Regions from separate parts of the Homo sapiens genome. Here region 1 is linked to region 2. A link is an interaction called in ENCODE POLR2A ChIA-PET data of the cell type or tissue named here. Cell type or tissue: CD4-positive, alpha-beta T cell. All regions are shown on one strand.

Evidence for each region. Peaks named below come from ENCODE experiments on the same cell type or tissue, not always from the same donor. Only the 100,000 strongest peaks of a DNase experiment are listed, where the experiment ranks them.
Region 1: POLR2A ChIA-PET joins it to region 2 with 6 read pairs; 4 of 35 experiments call an interaction of 5 or more read pairs at or near these places.

What each region holds. Positions count from the first base shown.
Region 1 is chr5:35,656,642-35,659,141 of GRCh38, forward strand. SPEF2 (sperm flagellar 2) reads left to right here. Exons shown (of 37, transcript NM_024867.4): 8 at 2,378-2,500. Among named protein-coding and RNA genes, the nearest start is that of SPEF2, 40 kb to the left of the region's middle. In CD4-positive, alpha-beta T cell, CTCF peaks have their summits at 1,392, 1,592 and 1,814; a DNase peak (open chromatin) is centred at 1,450.
Region 2 is chr5:35,829,823-35,832,322 of GRCh38, forward strand. No RefSeq gene overlaps it. Among named protein-coding and RNA genes, the nearest start is that of IL7R, 26 kb to the right of the region's middle. In CD4-positive, alpha-beta T cell, no CTCF peak of the experiment used is centred here; a DNase peak (open chromatin) is centred at 969; H3K4me3 peaks cover 667 bases; H3K27ac peaks cover 1,846 bases.

The DNA of each region.
Region 1 (2,500 bases), 170 kb before region 2:
GGTCTGGCGTTTGCCTGGAAAATGGAATAAATGAATTCTTTCTAGATTTCCTCACTTTCCACTAGGATGCTATTAACACTGACTTTTCAAAACTAGAGTTGGAGGTATATTTACCAGTTTGGAAATCCAGCAACCTAAGGGGCCTAAAAAAGAGCCAGGGCTCTATATATTTCCATCACAGGAACCTCATCTTGTGCTGCTGCTTTTCTGTGTGTGGGTGAGCTGCTATTCCTAGAACCAGGCCTGAAGCATATGCTGCATTCCCTCCATTCCTACCACCTCCTTCCTATGGAATGTAGTGAGCCCAGGCTCCTGTGCAACTGACACAAGAGATCCTGGTCCACAGTGGTGGAATGGGAAATTCTTATGTGTACAATGGCTGGTTTTTCCATCCATTCTCCTCTCCTCCAGAGGAAAAATGGTATATGTCAGGGCTAGGAATTCTACTTCCTTCAATTACTTGCTGCTTTTCACAAGCATGACATAAATCCCACATCAGCCCTGAATGTTTTCTTCTGGTGCCATTTGCACTTAATCCATCAGAAATGCCTCAAAATATCTTCCCTAGCTTTCAAGTTGTTCCAGTTTCTCCCTGGAATTTAGGTATTCCTGTTTTAGTTTGGCTGGTGAAGAGACAGCCAGAGACCTGTGCTCAAGTTGATATCTTGCCTACTGATTGATAAATACGTGGAATTATGTGAACTAAATGATGAGATTTAAAGTTATAAAAATCAATTTGACTTTTTAGGGGATAGGTTTTGAGAGTAGGGATGGTAAGAAAAGGATTGGTAGGGAGGGGCTGATGTTGTTCAAGATAGGGGTGGTGTCACTGGGTATGGAATGGAATCGGGGGGGTGGTTTAAAAACATACCTAGGAGGTTTACTAGACTACTTCTTGAACAATTGAGTATTAGGAGTGATGAGAGAGGAGTGAACTTAGGATGGCCCTAATGTCTTAGATCACAGAGTGGATTATTGTAGGATCATCAACTGAGATGGGGAAATATGGGGAGAGGACCAGGTCTGAAGGGGAGTTAGTGAGTTTAGTTTTGGGCTTGTTAAAGTACTTCATAGGCATTTAAGTGTATTCAAACTGGGAACACAGTTTGGCTCCCACCTGGTTTTGTGGTCATATGGCTAGTGTCTTGGCCAATTAAGGTTTGCCCCAAGTCAGTTACCTCTGCCTTCTAAGAATCTTTTCTATGCCATTTCTTTGGAACTGGCATTTGAACGCCAGGCCCTTCCCTCACTTCTTAACTAGAAGACCCTTGAATACTTAGCTGTCAGGTCTTTCCTGCAGTGCCCTATTCCTCTATAGAGCTGCTTGGGCATCTTTGGAAAATTAAATAGTGGTTGTAGACCAGAGTAAGTTCTGGTCTCTAGATATTTTTCTATGTCTTCCCCATTGAGTACTATAGATACCTCCTCTTTCCACATGATGTCTCTGTTTCGAAAGAGTGAGAGAGCTTGATGGGGACTTGGATATTATCTTCCACCTAAACCCATAATTTTACCTAATGAGAAATAGGCCCGAGAAACTGAGTTAATTGCCCAAGGCCACCCAGCCTATTATGATGACCAGGTCCTCTGATTCCCAGTTTAATGTTTTTTTTCCACTGTTCATTTACTGGTCACCTTTCTATTCTCCTCAAACAGCCAAGAATACATCTATCTAGTTTTTCTTTCAGATTATGATCACTCAGATAAGATAAGCAGTAGGTCATTTCCCCCAGCCTCTTCTCCAGGCTTCACATTCTGTCAGTTTGTATTAATAGCTTTTCCTCACGTTGGTATTGTGATATCCTCACGGGGAACTAATCAGATCTGCAGTCTTCAGCTGACAATGCCTGATTTGTTTTATAACTAGTAGTTATGTTAAAATGCGTACAGCATAATCCCAACCTTCTGAAAACATGCTTTTAAGTTTAGAGTTATAGCACTTATTTTTTTTTTAACTTTTATTTTAAGTTCGGGGTACATGTGCAGGTTTGTTATATAGGTAAACTCGTGTTACAGGAGTTTGTGGTACAGATTATTTCATCACCCAGATATTAAGCCTAGTATCCATTAGCTATTTGCTTGTTTTTAAAACCTTGAAAAAAAATCACCTAATTTATTTCTAATAATGTTTTGAATGAAGTAATAATTTGTTTAAAGTAATTGTGAGTTGCAAAGCCATAATGTTTCTAAACACCAACTTTTGTTGGAAATCCTCATTTCATAACATGATTTTTTTTGCCATGTTCAAATTAAGTCAAATGACAGAAACTGATTTAGATGAACATTATGCCTTTTGTATATTGTTTCTGTATAGGCTTCGTAGCTCAGCGGGAAATTTGGACGTCACTTTAACAAATAATTCCCCTGGTGTTTTCAGGAGGCTTATCGGGAGGAACAGCTGATTAACCGGCTGATGCGGCAGTCCCAGCAGGAGCGCAGGATTGCCGTGCAGCTCATGCATGTTCGGCATGAAAAGGAAGTTTTATGGCAAAACAGAATT
Region 2 (2,500 bases):
CTGGGCAACAGAGTGAGACTCCAACTCAAAAAAAAAAAAAAAAGAGAGAGAGAGAGAGAAATTGGAAAACCTTGGCGTTTTTTTTTGTTTGTTTGTTTGTTTTGAGACGGAATCTTGCTCTGTCACCCAGGTTGGAGTGCAGTGGCGAGATCTCAGCTCACTCTAACCTCCGCCTCCTGGGTTCAAGCAATTCTCCTGTCTTAGCCTCCCAAGTAGCTGGGACTACAGGCACATGCCACCTTGCTGGGCTAATTTTTGTATTTTTAGTAGAGATGGGGTTTCACCATATTGGTCAGGCTGGTCTCGAACTCCTGACCTCAGGTGATCCACCCGCCTTGGCCTCCCAAAGTGCTGGGATTATAGGAGTGAGCCACTGCGCCCAGCCATCTTATTCTTTTTATTTTTAAGAAACCTATATATGCCATCAAGCACTATATATATATATATATATATATATATATATATATATATATACACACACACACATTTTAAGGTAAAACATGAGACTTCAATGTCCTCAAAACATGTCCTCCTTCTTAACTTACTTCAAATGACTTTGAGATGAAGGTTTGAGAATTCCTGCTTAGATCATTGCTGCCTACATAGTATCTCTCAGTTTCATTGCTCTGAGTAGAAAAAAGAAATGACAGTGAAGATTGATATTTTAATAATGACCAGGAAGGTGATGATCTGGGATCACCCCATATCAGTTACTTCTAACAGCAGGCACCTTATAGTGTCTATTATTACTTAAGTAATAATAGTGATTAAAGCTCCTTGAGTTCTGCTTTGAGAGTTAGCACCTGACTCCTCTTCATTGAGCTCAGAAACTGCCACCTATCCGCAACACCTTCCTCTTTAATGCTTGTTCTCCCCATTTTACTCCCCAACCCCCACTCCGAAGAAATAAACACCAAATTAGCAGTATCTATATCCCACATCACGGTGCAGAATGTGGGGCAGATTACCAAAGGATGTGAGAGGCACACAGTTTGAAGTCTTTTTATCCTCAGAGTTAAGAAACATTATTTTTTCCTCCCTACCACTACCCACATCTGAGCACAATCAGACAGACAGCCAAAATACACATATGGCAGATCAGCTAGAAAAAAAAATACGGCCATACTTGCATTTTGTTTTGAAGATTTTCAGATAATATCAAAGATTGTTTCCAAGCCACAGTCCCAGTTTTATAGTCCAGGGCAATGCTTTAACCATTTCAGAAATGAAAAACAGCATAGGTTTCCAATTCTTTCTCTTTGGAAGCTCTGGAACAGATCTTAGTTCACTTCAATGACAAAGCTGTTTGATCTAAACAAATACATAATCTGATACATCAGGTGCTGTCACCCAAAATGTTTATTTTTATGAGAAATTGAAAAGTAGTAAGATATCTAGATATCCAAAACATCTACTATGTGCTTCCTTCTCTTCTAAGAAGATTCCTTCCTAAAGGAAGGTTCTAACCATGGATTAGCACAAAGACAGTCTTCCTTGTCTCATTTTTCTTGTTACCTGCAGTAATCTTTCATACAATAGTGTTGGTGGGTAGTATAATATTTACCTACAGTTAGCTAAGGAAAGTCTGCTTCAGTTAGCATTCTAAGGGTTTCAGGTGTCAAGTAAGTGTAAACATTTGCTCTTCCTTGGCAAATAACTTTATGTCATTCTCACTCCATCTTTAGGAATCAAATGTTATCCACCAAGTAGACAGGAAGTACCCAAGCCTGCATGGATGAAGTGGTGATGGCCATTACTAAGAGCAATTAGGAGAACCACAGCCTCTGATCCATAGTAACTTCTCTTTCCAGCCAAATACTGACCTGGAACTAGGCAGTAAGTGTCCAGGCTCACTCTTCCGTCATAAGGCATTAGCCGCTACAAGCTAAGAAGAGACCAAAGAGATAAAGTGTCACTCTATCTCCTCCACAGCTTCTCAAGAATTAAAGGGTCCATTGGAAACATGGATTCTAGTCCTGTTGCTGGCTTCTGGAAATGCAGCCAAACAGTACTGGGGACATAGTGTGAGCCACAGATTGGGCGGGACACCCTGTGATAAAACATCAAATTTGTCACACACGAGACATATGCTTTGCAACATGTGTGTCCCTCTCTCATAACTTCACAGCAATGGCATAAGCAATATAATAGTCTCCAAGAAGTACAATTCTATTGTACAATTCTATTATCTTCAAACATCAAACATATATGATAATAAGAACTAGGATGACAAATGTGCTTTCTGATTAAAGAACATTTTTTCAGAAGATTATTCTTTTCAGAGTTAACATCTTTGGGATTGAAATGAACCTTACAATTAATATCATCATAGGTTAGTGAAATGCAGTAAATAACAATATTAAATTCACATATCAATGTTGTTGGTTCTAAAGCAATTGCAAATACTTGTGAAATAAGTTGATCTCTTAATCATGCTCTATCATGTTTTTTGTTTATTGGTTGGTTTAACTGTGTTTTAACCTTGGAATCGTTTTCTTTA